Linked DNA regions of Homo sapiens: region 2 is linked to region 1. A link is an interaction called in ENCODE POLR2A ChIA-PET data of the cell type or tissue named here. Cell type or tissue: PC-9. All regions are shown on one strand.

Evidence for each region. ChIA-PET counts read pairs that join two places held together with the same protein. Peaks named below come from ENCODE experiments on the same cell type or tissue, not always from the same donor. Only the 100,000 strongest peaks of a DNase experiment are listed, where the experiment ranks them.
Region 2: POLR2A ChIA-PET joins it to region 1 with 31 read pairs; 7 of 35 experiments call an interaction of 5 or more read pairs at or near these places.

The regions. Positions count from the first base shown.
Region 1 is chr11:34,450,775-34,458,774 of GRCh38, reverse strand. CAT (catalase) reads right to left here. Exons shown (of 13, transcript NM_001752.4): 3 at 7,677-7,787; 4 at 6,568-6,698; 5 at 5,581-5,685; 6 at 4,849-4,974; 7 at 2,573-2,764; 8 at 1,958-2,110. Among named protein-coding and RNA genes, the nearest start is that of CAT, 16 kb to the right of the region's middle. In PC-9, no CTCF peak of the experiment used is centred here; no DNase peak of the experiment used is centred here.
Region 2 is chr11:34,158,262-34,166,261 of GRCh38, reverse strand. It overlaps ABTB2 (ankyrin repeat and BTB domain containing 2), which reads left to right. Exons shown (of 17, transcript NM_145804.3): 8 at 906-1,002; 9 at 1,441-1,576; 10 at 3,457-3,686; 11 at 5,181-5,359; 12 at 5,909-6,014; 13 at 6,254-6,356; 14 at 6,876-6,966. Among named protein-coding and RNA genes, the nearest start is that of NAT10, 57 kb to the right of the region's middle. RefSeq lists enhancers at 5,498-5,998, 5,999-6,499. In PC-9, a CTCF peak has its summit at 335; DNase peaks (open chromatin) are centred at 211 and 4,261; H3K27ac peaks cover 158 bases.

The sequences.
Region 1 (8,000 bases):
TTATATGACTCAGTGCTGCTGACTGCCTCACGGTCCCACTGTGGTTCCAGAGACCCATGGTGACTTGGATTCTTGTGAAAAGAGTTTAGGTAACCTTGTATTCCTCAATCCGTTCCCTCCCTGGGTAACCAGGGTTATGCAGCCTCTGCTCTGCCCATGACAATTTCATGCCTTGGCAAATCCCATTAGCCTCATCCTCTCACAGTTCAGCCACCAGGTAGGGAGTTTTAGGGCCCAGGATTACCTTGTTTTGGCTTCCTCTACTCCCTGGTTTCAATGCAAACTTCTGCTTTTCCTCTGAGAACTGCCTGACTTTCCTTTTGCTATTCCCAATCCCTAGTTGTCGCTTTTTCTATTTATCACCAAGAGGAGTGATTCTACTCAATATATCCCAGACCACACTTCTCAAAACTGAAGAAAGCTTTTCACTCCTACTCAAGCATTTAAGGTCCCCTCTGACATATACTCAATGAACCTACCCAAACTCTATTCTTCTCATTCAGGAGAGAGTGACTGTTTATAGTTTCAACACACCTAACATGTCCCACCTTTGTGCCTATACTCATGTCCTTCTCCTGCCGCATTTTACCTACTAAAAATCAAAATCCTATCTATTCTTCAAAACAATCTCAAATGCTACCTCGTTCATGAAACTTCGTGGCTGACCTCCTATCAGACAAAATTTTGCTTTCTGGATCACCATGGCATTCTGCCTTACATTATGGCACCCAAGACAGTCCACCATACACAACAGACAGGTACTCAATTTGTAACAGTTGAATTGGACTAAAAACTAATGAAAAACTTACTTTCTATAAAAGCCTCAGATGTTCCCCAATGTCATAAGCAAAAAAGTTATTTTTTAAAAACGGAATCTTAGCTTGTCCTCCATGCAGACTGAAACCTGAACTGGAATCAGATACTTACATAAGAAGTAACCTTCAGTCGCTGTGGTCTGATTTAGGGTACAATCTTTAACCTTTGTTTCAAGGTCACAGTCTAAAACCACAAAAGATTGATTTATACAGTAATTATTAAGCCAATTATTTTCTTACTGATTCTGATCCAAAGTACAATTTTTCACTCTTGGTACTCTTGAAAGAGATATTAAAAAGTGATGTAAAACATACTGATGGCTTAACATTAGCAAGGTGAATGGTTAATCCACTGCTTTTATCACTGGCAGCATACATGTAGTTCATAAAGATCATCCCTAGATCTCTTTTTACAAATGGAAAAATTCAAGCATCACCATGAAACAGAAAATGAGGCCAGCCACGGTGGCTCACGCCTATAATCCAGCACTTTGGGAGGCGGAGGCAGGCAGATCACTTGAGGTCAGGAGTTTGAGACCAGCCTGGCCAACAGGGTGAAACCCCGTCTCTACTAAAAATACAAAAATTAGCTGGGCATGGTGGCGGGCGCCTGTAGCTAATCAAGAGGCTGAGGCAGGAGGATCGCTTGAACCTGGGAGGCGGAGGTTGCAGTGAGCCGAGATCATGCCACTGCACTCCAGCCTGGGCGACAGAGCAAGACTCTGTCACAAAAAAAAAAAAAAAAAAAAAAAAAAGAACAAGAAAATAAAGTTAGGCTTACCAAGGTATTATAATTAATTAACCATACTTCAGCTACAGACAGAACAAACCATGCTTCACTCTATCAATACTTAAGGTATTTCTATTATGTCTTTTTTTTTTAATTAAGAGAGTAAGTATTCTTGTCTTCACATATGTAGGGATCTTACCATGGACTTTTGTTTATACTTGGTTTACTCAAGGAATGCTCATTGAAGAATAGTTCACCTCAGTGAATCCCACAAGGTAACCAAGCACCCAGATTAAAGTTTAAGTAATGTTCTTGTTAATTCCTCACATAAAGATCATGCCAAGCTGCATATTTTGTGTGTGCATGCTCACATGGACACCTGCCTCAGAACATCTCAATCCACCAGGCTCACCTGAAGCATTTTGTCAGGACTGGCCTCAATGCCAGGTGGCATGTTGCTTGGGTCGAAGGCTATCTGTTCAACCTCAGCAAAGTAATTAACTGGATTCCGGTTTAAGACCAGTTTACCAACTGGGATGAGAGGGTAGTCCTTGTGAGGCCAAACCTGAAAATGATGTCATATTCACAATTACCAGGCAATCAACTGAAGGAAATCAAAGCTACCCACAAAAATACCAGATTTCAAATACAATCAAGCCAATGAAAATAATTTTTAAATCCAATAAAACATAAGAATTTAAGATGAGTGCCTTAGTTAAATCTTTCACAATAGTAAGTGGTAAATACTGACAGTTTCCCCAGGAAAAAGTACATCAGCTTTTCATAATCTGTTCCCTGTTAATAACAATATATGAAGCCACATACACATACTCAATGAAATGACAAACAGGAACGTGGAAGTAAGATGCTGGTAAGCACTCATTCACAGCTTAGGACACTCTGAAGTGGTACCCTCTGTATTTTGTATATGACTTCCCCATTATTATAATTGTTTGACTAGATTTTTTTTCTAATTAGGTAAGAAGAGACTTAAAAAAGAAAACAATATAGTTGTTTACTGACTCACCTTGGTGAGATCGAATGGATTAAATGGAAAAGTTTCTGCCTGATTAAATGTCATGACCTGGATGTAAAAAGTCCAGGAGGGGTACTTTCCTGTGGCAATGGCGTTAAAAAGATCCCGGATGCCATAGTCAGGATCTTCCTGGGAAAGTCTCGCCGCATCTTCAACAGAAAGGTTTTTGATGCCCTGGTCAGTCTACAAAATGAAAGAAAGAAGCTCCAATGGAAACTTATTGTCAAAGTTATCAAAATTTCATCAGTAATTCATTGAAGGATTATGAGTAACACTGCCCAAAGAATGAACTTTCTTTACAACAATACTTCTATTGTTCAAATCTGATACTAATGAATTTATCAACAAGAAATTCTACTTGATTATCCCAATACTTTTAAATGTCAAGGGAATCCCATCTACACATTTCATATTTAAAATCAGTCCTATCTTTCCCTTTATGTATTCTATTATTTGAATTTTTACACTCATGTTACTTTCCAAATCAGAAAAATCAAAATATACTTAAAAGTAGGCAAAAGATTAATAAAATTAAAGGACTACTTGCCTTTTATCATGAAGTAATGTTTTAATTCCATTTCATGACAGCTCAAATCAATTACTGAGACTGTGCTCGGCCAGTATCCCTTCACCCCTGTCCTATTCCTTTTTTTTTTTTTTTTAATAAATCATAGAATCATAGCTCATAGAGTTGAAAAGAACTTCAGTACAGCCACCTGGAACTAGTTCTCTGACTATGAGCAGGCAAAATTAATATTCTGACTTTCCAAGCAAGACATTAAAACCCAGAGAAGCTGTGTCACTTCATAAGTGCTCCTGTTATCATATCATACTGTTCTTTGATGGACTGACCATGTGATCTTATTCTCAAAGACCTCCCAACAAGCCAAGTGCCGCAGAAAGATTTCCTTAGCAAAAATCAACTCTGAACGCTGGTCTATTTCTACCACAGAAATCCCAACTGTCTCATCAGTGAAAAGGTTTGAACTCTTACTACTGAACAAGAAGTAAAGCCACCTTCAGGATTAAAACAATGAAGGTCACCATGTACAGATCGCCCAAAGAGCTAATATATTAAGTAGTACAATAACACTGCAATACCTTTCTGATTTTAACTGAATCCTTTAGGTTTAGAAAAGAATAATCTTAGGTCAGAATAATCCAGACTGATGAATCCATGTAGATCTCAGGCTACCTTAGGGCCCTAGGATAAAAGACCCACAAGCAATCCAATCTTTCCAGGACTTGTATAGCTGGTAATATTATGCCAACTTCACAGTGAAAAGAACTGGAGCTCAAAGAACTTTTAATACTATGCCCAAGGCCACAATTATCTAGGAGAGTAGAAATTTGAGTTCAGGCTGGCATAACTCCAAGGCTACCAACTAGACTGGCTGTCCTAGATACAACCACTTAGTCTTATTCTAAGTAATACTACATTGACCCTTTTGGCAATTACAAGCCAATGGGTCAACTGTTTCATAAAATTTTTCCTTGTCAAATATTATAGATCCAAGTTATGAATATAAAAAGAGGTGATAGTTTTCCTGTTTGATATACCTACATTAAATTGTTCAGATAAAGAAGAAAGCAGGATAGAAGAAAATAGGGCTTTTGGATGTCACTAAGAGAGAGATTATCCAGTACTGGTCACGAGCCCACTTCTTTCTGCTTATCTTAGCAGCAGTATTTGGAAACAGAGGTTCTCAGGCTTGTTTCTGACTAGCCCTTGGGAGTTCTCTGGGAATATCACTAACATGCCAGGGTTCACTGGCAATATTGCTCATTGTAACAAATGCCATGCTTATACCAAAAGAGGGCCCTTTATAATATTTCAGTTGATTAAAACATTCTCAAAACCCTCCCCAGATGTAACTGATTTGATCTGGCTATATGAATGCAAATTTTTAAAAACAGTATAATTTTGTTTTCTGACATTTGTAATTGATTTTACTTATATGCCTTGTTCATAATAAAACCTCAATAAATGCTAAGTAAATAGATGGATGACTTAAAAAGTTAAAAGAAATGATATTGGAAAGACACTATTGGATGTTGGAAGTGATAATGAGATTGGGATACGCTCCAAGGTCCTCAGATGGTAGCCAACAAAATCAGTACTGATCAATGAGATCAATACTTCCCAACTTTGGGGATGGAGGTGAGGGAAAAGTGGGAGAAGCCTTAATCTTTGCTCAATCCTTCAGGAAAAATAAGGAGGTATGCGGTAGGAGCCTTGTACCCTCTGCCCCAAAGGTAACACATACCTTATAATGGAATTTGCAATAAACTGCCTCCCCATTTGCATTAACCAGCTTGAAAGTATGTGATCCATATCCATTCATGTGGCGATGTCCATCTGGAATCCCCCGATCACTGAACAAGAAAGAAACCTAAAGAACAGAAATATAAAGCCTAAAATGTTTTCATTTAAATCAAAACATCCTTGATTTTTAAGATATTCCTTAGTTTCCAGAAAGTCCCTTAATGACATAAAACATACTAGCCAATTTCCCATGGGAAGGGTTACCATTATTATTTCACTTGTAGAAAATAACAAACAGAAAAATTTTAAATCAAAATGATATGCAAATCACTAATACTATGACTCAAAATTCTATGAAGGAAAGCCAAAACAACCTGAAAACTGGCCTAATTTGTTATTCAAAATTTATTTGCATAGCAAATTTGTTTGGTACTACTTTCCCCCCACTTCCTTAATACAGAGCTTTACCTTACACTACAGACTTTCATCCTTACTACTGCTAAATATCAACTGACAATGTTGCTAGCTATCTATCATCATCATCATCATCATTTAAGGCCGATGAATGGGGGATGATTAGTAAAGCCAGTTACTACAAAACTCTTCACGATCAAGAAATCTGAGGAAGCTGATTCCAATAAAATAGCCAAAACTGGAGAGACACTTTATGAAGAGGCATAATTAAACACTGCATCCCAGGTGATATAATACAATGGCAAAAAAGGGTTCATACCTGATGCAGAGACTCAGGACGTAGGCTCCAGAAGTCCCAGACCATGTCCGGATCCTTCAGATGTGTCTGAGGATTTCTCTTTTGGCTGTGGATAAAAGATGGAAACTAAATAGAAAAAAGAGAGAAAAAAATCCAAAAACTAAGTTTACAGGAATTATGGTGTCTTTCATTATATATGCCTATTACTAGGTTTATGGATTATAATTCTAAATACAATCCTAGAATTTTAAACTGCCAAACCATAATATGAAATTTACTCAGCATAGACAACTAGCATCTAAGATACCCTAAAGTATTTCAAATATACTCAAAACTATAGTCTTTTCTTTTTTTTTTTTTTTAAGACAGGGTCTCACTCTGTCACCCAGGCTGATTGCAATGGCATGATCACAGCTCACTGCAGCTTTGACCTCCTGGGCTCAAGCAAATCTCCCACCTCAGCCTCCCAAGTAGCTGGGACTATAGGCATGAGCCACCACACTTGGCTAATTTTTGTATTTTTTTGCAGAGATATGGTTTTGCCATGTTGCCCAGGCTGGTCTCGAACTCATGGACTCCAGTGATCTGCCTGCCTTGGCCTCCCAAAGTGCTGGGATTTATAGTATTTCTTCACGGAAAAAATATACCCACCCTCCCGCATGCGCGCACGCACACACACCCCCTCCTGCTGACTCAGAGCATGTAGAGACACCCTCTGCTTGTTTCCAAAGTAAAGTCCCTCTTTTTACTAATCTTCGATGCTCTGCAAGGAAAACTAAACTCACTTCCCATTAAGTCAATCTGTCTTAAAATGACAAATCTAAGACCAATGGTAACTGTTCTTACTTTATCTTATTAAATACAGAAAAATGTGTTGAAAAAAGTAGTCCAGACAACTCGCATTCTTTTCTTTCTGCCTTTCCCACGGCTTCTCCTCAAATGCCAACCTATTTGAAATCAATTTAAGTCAACAAACATTTGTTGAGTGCAAAATACTCTATTACCTACCAATATGGGATCCCTGATGAAGAAAATGGGGGTGTTATTTCCAACGAGATCCCAGTTACCATCTTCTGTGTAAAATTTCACTGCAAACCCACGAGGGTCCCGAACTGTGTCAGCTGAACCCGATTCTCCAGCTACAATATTCAAATGGAAACAGGAAGCATAAGCCACAGCACTTTGCATCCAAGAAGCCTGGAGACATAAAGAAGCACCTGGATCCATCCTTTCTAATCCACTTCCAAGAACTAAATTAGGTATTTAAGTGCCCGGGTTATTATTTCTACCCACCAGCTAATTCAGTCCACAAATCAAACAAAATAATTAATTGAGAGCAATAAGAGAACACATGTAATAACAGCTGACAATGTCATTCATTTACCATAATAAGATAACTTTGTTCAAACAGGTAATTGAACTTTTAATTAAAATAAGGGAAGAAAATAATTATGAGGCTTAAAGTAGTGACAAACAGAATAAGTGAGTTGTCAAAATGATGAGGTTAACATTAAGAAAATGAGTTAAAATATTGGTTCTTAGTTCTTAATTTCATTTATTTTTACATTCCACAGTATTTTTAAAATGCAGAGACTGACACAGAAACGGAACTAGTGAAGCACTAGGTATGTTGAAATATAGTATGATAGATCTAATACTATCTCTGTAACGTGAGAAACATCACTTAGCCTCTCAAAAATAAAAAGAATCCCACTCTGCAAAGTAGATCTACAAATCAGAGATTATATCTGTAAAGCACCTAACCACAGTTGGCACAGAATTAATTCTCAATAAAGGTCAGCTGTAGGCATAGTTATTAAATAAGATTTCCACTCTATTCTTCTGTTAGAGGCAACCACTTTTAGGAAAGCTCTTTCCAAATGTCACAGAATTGCAGAGGTAGCCTCTGTGTAAGTGTGATTTCCTAAGACCTCAACAAACAGAAATACAAGTAACTTCCTATGTGTCTCCAAATATGTCTTCTACTGTAAAACCTTGACATAATTTGGAGAAGTGCTTGCTTCCTATTTTCTAATAACTTTTTCTTTAAGTTATAAACATCCCCAAAAGGTGAAGTTGAGTTAAGCCATACCAATCACGCCAATAAACCAACTTACCAACAGTGGAGAACCGAACTGCGATGGGAGTCTTCTTTCCAATATGCTCAAATACCTTTGCCTTGGAGTATTTGGTAATGTCATGTGTGACCTCAAAGTAGCCAAAGGCCCCTAACGAGAAAGACACAGAAATCCTTACCATGAGACCATTACTCAGACATTCAGGTCCTCAACAGGCACCTGGGTGACAAGAGAAAATGATGGTTAGCACCAGCCTTCTGGGAGCTTCCAGTATGTTGGAGGAAGGGGAAATGCCCAAACACAAAATAAAGAGGGTGAAATGCAAAGCCCTATTCTATCATTCAGTGCTAAGTCGAATGCCAC
Region 2 (8,000 bases), 290 kb after region 1:
GGACTGAGAGGTCAGCCTGAACTCCACTCCTGGTATCCAGGGGAAGGGCGGTTGGGCTCCCCTAGACTGCCATGCATGCTTGGAGGAAGCTTTGGTCTTCAGGAGCCTGGGAGGGCTGGAAGGTTGCTCCCTCCAGAGCAGCTGGTCAGGGAAGGTGGAAAGGGAGCTGAAAGTCACCAGTTGGAGTAATGCAGGCCCCACCCCTGCCCCAAGGCAGAGCCAGGACCGGCTCATCTGGAACTGCCTGGTATCTGTTAACCCTGCCCCGTCTGTCCCCTGTCAAAGCCCGCCCTTGCTAGCATGGGGAGAGGCCCTCTGCTGTCCTAGACTGGGACTTCCTGCTTCAGCCCCACCACCTGCCTTCCTGGGGTACCTGCTGTACCTCTCCGACAAGAAGCCTAAGGGAAGCAAGCCCCTCTTCCCATTCTGTGAATGAGGAAGACTGAGGCTCTGGGAGTTGAAGTACCTGCTCGGGGTTACTCATTGGCCAGTGGCCAGCACTGACACCCTGCTCCTTCTGACTCCAACACGTGCTGCCACCCAGAGCCATGGTTTACCATAGATTGCGGGCAACATTTTCTGTGCTGCTCATCCACATGTGTTCTCAGAAAGGTGGCTGCAGTCAGTTCATGGGAAAGCATTTGAAAGACGGAAAAAGCTCAGAGGTCCTCACAGCTTAGGGGCTTGGTCTTGGACCACAATAATGGAGTTGAAGATTCTAGAAACTTTGAGCCCTGAGGATAACCTGGAGTTCTAAAGTTCCAGTTCCTCAGCTGCTGGGGTGAACTGTGTCTTGGTCACATGCCTGGAGAGAAGCAAAGGCCCTGTCCCCGAAAGCACCCTGGCCCTTCCCAGGTGCTCCCTGCCACGCTGAGCAGTGCCCTCCTCCTCTGTGCCCCTGGCAGTTGCTGCTGGATGCTGGTGCCCATGTCGAGGGCTCGGCAGTGAACGGCGGCGAGGACAGCTATGCGGAGACGCCCCTGCAGCTGGCCTCTGCGGCAGGTAGGCACCTGCTACCCGGAGGCTCTGTCTACCCTTCCCTGCAGTGCCCCCCAGCCTGGCCAGGCATGTAGCTGGACGTGCAGGGGTCTCTTTAGCACACACGGACCCCATGCAGGGGCCTTAAAACCCCTTCTCTGGACCACTGGGGGCTTCCCCTGGCCCCACCCATCAGTTTCTGTTGGGCTCAGCATCTGGCAGGACCCAGCAGGGCAGGGAGGCCCTTCCCTCTGGAGACCCAGGGAGGGGGAGCAGGGGCAGGGCACGGCCAGCCTTCTTCCTCTCCCTTCACTTCGTCCACCAAATGCAGATGAGTGTGGGGTTTACTGACTTATTCCAGCACTCAGAGCTGCGAGAATCCTGCTCTCCCTTCCCTTTCGCCTCAGCTGCCCTGGCGGCTACTGTCTCAGTGTCCTCCGTGCTGCCCACCTTCTCTTTCAGGGAACTATGAGCTGGTCAGTTTGTTGCTGAGCCGAGGCGCCGACCCCCTCCTCAGCATGCTGGAGGCCCACGGCATGGGCTCCTCCCTCCACGAGGACATGAACTGCTTCAGCCACTCAGCTGCCCACGGCCACAGGTACCTGCCCGGGATTCCCACCCTGTGTGACATGAGGGCACTGAACTAAGCTCACAGGAGCCTCAGTTTCCCCGATGGGAGCAAAAGAGCTAGGCCCGGAGACCTTTCCCAAAACAGGGGGCCTGTGTGCTAGTAAACCAGAAACATGGGGGAGTTTAGCCTGCACAGGGCCCAGAGATGGGGGAGGCCCCACAGCTGATTCCTGGCAGACCTGGGACTGGAGCCTGGGCCTCCCGACGCCCAGGGCAGACCGTCCCATTTCCCAGTGAGATGCCACTCTGCAGCTGCCAGAGCCCACTCAGGACCACATTGCTTCCCATGCCTGCTGGTGGTCCTCCAGTGCCCAAGTGGCCTTGGACGTCCAAATAGCATACGGCTCAGCTGTGCAGAGGCTTCTGGTGCAAAATTGCACCCTGCCCCAGGTGCAGATGGTAGAGCTTGCTTTGTGGGGACCAGGCCTGCCCAGGGGTGTGGCGGGACAGCAGCAGGCTGAAGTCAGGGACAGCACGGAGGGGCAAAGGGAGACCAGACAAGGGCTTATTACAGGGCAGAAACGGGGCTGGAAAAGCGGGGCTGGATAAGCAGGGCTGGCAGGCAGGACACTTACTTCCAGTTCCCCGACACCATTCTTGCCACCAGCCTCATGTTCTGGCTGGGGTCCCCTCCCCTAGAATGCTTTTCTCTCCAGCTGTCTCCAGCCCACCCCCACATTCACCCACCCCAGCCACCCTCACCCTCCAGGCGCCATCTTTCACATCACCACCTCTAGGCCGCTCCACCCCACCCAGTGCCTGCATCCCCCATGGAGGCCTCTTCACCCTGCGTGGAGACTGCCTGCCTGCTCATCTGCCTGTCACTCTGAGCACAGGACCCTTGGGACAGTCACCGTGGCTAGTTCACCTTCACATGCCAGCGCCTGGCCCAAACAAGGTGCTCTGTAAACTGCCTGAACTAGCAAGTCCACACGTGAGGAGGAGCCCTTGGGAGGGACCTTGGGTCCTTGGAAGGGCACCTCCAGGCCATGGGCTTGGCAGGTAGGAGGAGGATCTGCGGGGTAGCCGTGGAGCAGGTCAGCCCCCAGGAACCTTGCAGCACCACCCATGCTGCATCCATCCCAGAGCCCCAGGCCACAGGAGGTGACAGAATGAGCCTGGGTCTTGGAGCCAGAAGTCCTGGGTCTGTACCCCCACCTGGAGTGGCCTTGAGCAAGATGGATCCATCGCCTATGACGGTGATGTGTCTGGGCTCTCACGAGGCTAAAAGCAGCAGCACGGGGGAGCGTCCTCTGTGGGGTCTAACATTCTGTGTCTTCATTCATAAATATGAATACATTCTACATGACATCCGTCTTCAGTTCATCCTTATCAACATGAAGGGACCAAATGAGTACTTACTGGGCTCTTCCTGTGTTTTAGACACTTTCACGTGCATAGTCAGCTGCTATTTAGAAAGACCTGCTGTGTTTCAGGCTCTGCATTTAAACCCTTTACATCAGCCTCACATAAGCCCCAGGAAAGTGTGATATAGTGACACCCTGTAATATATCCCAAAGCAGTCAGGGCTCAGAGAGGTAGAGTGACCTGGCTAAGGTCACACAGCCAGGATGGCAGAGCTCGCTCAGCCCCGAAGCCTATGGCTTCTCTGCAATACGGGGATGGTAGAAGGGTGGGTTCCCCTGCACCCTGCCCTGCCTCTCAGAGGTATATGGGGATTGGTGACCCTGGGACCCCTGGCCTGCCTGGAGGAGGAAGACCATGAAACTCCGAGCCCTCGGGTACCCCAGAGCAGCCCGTCGGGGCAGGAGGGCACTGGGGGACAGCTCAGGTGGGCACTGCCTGTGGGACTTCAGCCCTCACCTTCATTCATCCCTGGGCCTGCAGGAACGTCCTGAGGAAGCTCCTGACGCAGCCACAGCAGGCTAAAGCGGACGTGCTGTCCCTGGAGGAGATCCTGGCCGAGGGTGTGGAGGAAAGTGATGCGTCGAGCCAGGGCAGTGGCAGCGAGGGGCCCGTGCGGCTGAGCCGGACCCGCACCAAGGCCCTACAGGAGGCCATGTACTACAGCGCTGAGCACGGCTACGTGGACATCACCATGGAGCTGAGGGCACTGGGTGAGGCCTCACGGGCATGCACACCCATGTCCATGCATGCATATGGACACACACGGTCACTCCCTGCTGCTCTTCAGCAGGCCTGAGAGGGCCAGGGCCTGCAGGGACAGACAAGCCCCAGGGCAGCTGAGCACAGACTGGGTGGAGGCTGGGACCCCCCTGCTACACGGCCAGTTCAGGAGGGGCCCTGGGCCTCAGACAGTGCTCAACAGTGCCACGTCTTGGGGTCATGGCCCAGTCCCCTGCCCTCGGGCCCTCCACCCTGCCTGGCTGGAGCTTCGCTGCCCCCTCCCCAGTCACAGCCCAGGGATGTCGAGCACTGGGAGCCTCTGAAGCCCCGGGACTCCACGCTGTGAGGCGGCAGTCCTGTCACTCGGCTGACCTTGCACTCCTTGGGTCTGCGAGTCTGTGGACTTTTGGTGTCCTCCAGGGAGGCTAGTCAGACAGACTTAGGTCAGGTCCTGTGTTAGCTGCATACCACGTCCTCTCTCCAAGCCTCAACTCCCACCTCTGTGGCTTTGGTGCTAATGATCCTTATCTAAGAATGAGGTGACATCACCTGAAGTACAAGGCGTAGTGGCCACCGTGAGCACTTGGTGGATGACAGCACCGTCACTGTCATCACAAGGCCACAAACCCCCAGGGCCGGGCCAAGACAGCAGTGAGTCAGCCTCAGTGTTCTTCACCGTAAAACAGAGACGTCACTCCCACCTGCAGTCAATAACCCAAGGATACTAACACACCACACTACTGTCAATGTGTCGCTGGGGAATGCCGTCAGTTCTTTGATCCACAGTGAGGTTGGGGTAAGAAGCTGTCTCTCTAATTACCAGGGACAGGACTAGTTTATGTCATGAACTTCCCACAGCAATGTTAAGTTACAGCCCCACTGACACATGCTGGGGAACTGTAAAACAGTCATTATGTGCCTGGGGATGTGCAGCGGCTTTCCAGTGCTCTGTGTGCTGGAGAGCCCCTCGTGATAGGACCGGGTTCGTTTCAAGCTTCCGTGCAGACAAGGAGGCCTGTGTGTCCTTGAGTGCCTGGCATATTCTCTGGCCATCCAAGCCCTCCTGGCCACCCCTCCACAACTAATGAGACCTCTCTAGCAAGTAATTCTTGAGCCCACTAAGCAACAAGGCTACTTTGGGTGCTGGGCCCATACTTCCAAATCCCCAGGCTGGGCGGTCAACTTTCAGAGCTTGAGTTCCCTGCATTTGGGCCGAAGCCATTCCTCCACCTCATCTCATGAGAACCTGAAACTCCACTCTGACCTGCCAGCAAGACCTATTAGAATGAATTAAAGCTTTCATTCTATGGCCATCCTGAGAGGGCCACTCCATGCCCAGGAAGGGGGCAGGCGGGAGGGGGCGGGCGGGGTGCTCTGCAGACAGCGGGGGCATCCCGAGAGAGTCTGCCCAGAAAAGGCTGTGGTCTGTGCCGGGAGCGCTCAGCTGTGGTGCGTGACTGCCTGCCCTTCCCTGCCTGGACCAGGAGTCCCCTGGAAGCTGCACATCTGGATCGAGTCTCTGAGGACCTCGTTCTCGCAGTCGCGGTACTCGGTGGTGCAGAGCCTCCTGCGGGACTTCAGCTCCATCAGAGAGGAGGAGTACAACGAGGAGCTGGTGACCGAGGGCTTGCAGCTCATGTTCGACATCCTCAAGACCAGCAAAGTAAGTGTGGCCAGTGGCCAGTTCCCAAGCCCACGGCCCAGACTCAGACCACGGGACACACAGATGGACACACAGGCAGACACGTGGACAGACACAGGGACCCCCTCACCCAACGCACACACACTCACACGCCTGCCCTCAGCACCCAGGGACCCCCCCACCCAACACACACACACGCCCGCCCCCAGCACCCAGGCCCCCCCCCCCACTCAACACACACATACACACACACACGCGCGCGCGTGCACGCTCGCCCCCAGCACCCAGGAACCCCCCCACCCAACACACACACACACAGCACCCAGACTTAGACTTGCGCTGCCTGGCTGTAGAGGGCAGGGGCCATGGGCTGGAACCTGACCAAAAAAGCCATTTCGGGAATCACTGATGAAGGAACAGGCATCTCTTGCCAAGCCACATCCAGCAGGAACAAAAGATAGCGGCTGCACTACTCCTGGCCTGGACTTTTGAAATTAGCCTGACGTATCTGCATCTGTGAACAGCCAGCCACAGCGGGCAGCTCACAGGCCCTCTCTCCTCTCCCCACAGAACGACTCCGTCATCCAGCAACTGGCTACCATCTTCACCCACTGCTATGGCAGCAGTCCCATCCCCAGCATCCCAGAGATCCGGAAGACCCTGCCGGCCAGGCTAGGTGAAGGCGCGCCCCCTGCGCCCTGCATCACCACACGTCCTCCCCCTCTTCCCTTTCCTGCTTCCTCCCCACTTTGTCATCTTTCTCCATTTCCAAGCGCCAAGGCCCCAGCCTCAGTTTCTCTGTTCCTCACCTCTGTGTCCCACCCCCAACCCCAGACACGCACCTCACAGCACACTCAAGCAAACCCCAGCAGGGGACTCCTCAGCCATATCCCTCTGTCTCCCCGCTTTTCACAGATCCACACTTTTTGAACAATAAGGAGATGTCAGATGTGACCTTCCTGGTGGAAGGAAAGCTGTTTTATGCACATAAAGTCCTGCTGGTGACAGCTTCTAACAGGTAGGCAGCCTCAGATAACAAACTCCCAGCCCAGGGGCACAGAAGCACCTTGTTTCAGATTCCAGGTGACAGAGAGTGACTCGCTGGGGCTGTACCCTGCAGCCTCTGCCCCTCAGACTGCAGTCACATTGCAGCAGAGCCCCACTCGCCCCACAGCGGGATGAGACGGGGTGGACCCAGGGCAGCAGGAAAGGGGGGCTCTGAGGTGGTGTTCTTTCTGGCCTAGTTATTGCTTTTATTATTAGAAAACATAAATATCCTGGAATGAAGAGTCAGCATTCTGGCCACAGGCGTCAGGTCGCTTGTAGGGTGGGTGGTGGGGACAGAATTGGGCTCAGCTCAGATGTCTTCCTAAGATGGTGTAAAATGGCACTTGCTGAAAATTATTTTAGGAGCACAGCAGTAATTTTTAAAATGTTCCGTCTTGTGGTAGCCGGTCAGGTGACAGATGGTGCCATCGCCACACAGTGGTGAAGTAAAAGGTTCAAAACCCACCTTGCTTTGTCTCCTTTGCTCCAGGTTCAAGACACTAATGACCAATAAATCAGAACAGGATGGGGACAGCAGCAAGACCATCGAGATCAGCGACATGAAGTACCACATTTTTCAGGTGTGTGGGTCTTGGTGCCGCCCTCTTCTCAGAGGGATGACCCTCCCCCAGGAGCCCACCTTGTGGGCAGCTGTGCATTGGTTGTCATTGTTCACTCTATTCCCAGTGCCTTCTGTATTCTGTTGAATGAATAGAGCATCCAGGTCTTTCCCTGTGCAGAGGTAGCCATCCGTTGTGGGGCTGCAGCTTCAGAGCCTGTCACATGGGTCCTGAGCTCTAACCGCTGGACAGGTGGTCTGGGCAGCCTGCAGACAGACGTGCAAGGACAGATACAAGCCACACAGCTGGGGTGTGAGTCCTTGTTATCAGGGTGGGCTCCCAGCCAATGGGCATTACTGAGAGCTTGTTGGAAATGCAGAGCCCCAGGCCCCACCCCAGCCCTCCTGCATCTTCACAAGCTCCCCAGGTGGCCATGTGCTCAGTGCAGTTTAGGAAGTGCTGGTGGAGGCTGCGTCACTTCTCCCAAGCATCAAACCCCGGCCACATTGGTCAAACACGTGGCCGTGAGGCACACATCCTGACTGTAGATCAAAGTCAGGTCTTTCGGGCTTTAAGCTTTGCAGAACATACAAGGTTACATACTAGAAACTCCAGTCAGGGCAGACAAGGTCCAGAGGAAGACCTGGCTGGGATCTCAGCTGAACCCCACTGAGAGGAGCTTTCTAGAAAGTAGCAACTGCAGGTCTCCAGGCTGTGTGGTGGGCTCAGGGCTGCAAGAGCTGACCCTTATGGGCTGGGACTGAGGCCAGGAGGCAGCTGGCAGGTGGGTCTAGGGCCTTGCCCTGCACAGGAGTGGTTTGTGATATAATAGGAGAGATTGCAAACCCCAGAGTCTCACAGAAGCACATGGGGCCACCTCTAAAATGGCTTTTTTTTGTTTTTTTTGACACGGAGTCTCACTGTCGCCCAGGCTGGAGTGCAGTGGCATGATCTCGGCTCACTGCAAGCTCCACCTCCCGGGTTCACGCCATTCTCCTGCCTCACCCTCCCGAGTAGCTGGGACTACAGGCGCCCGCCACCACACCCAGCTAATT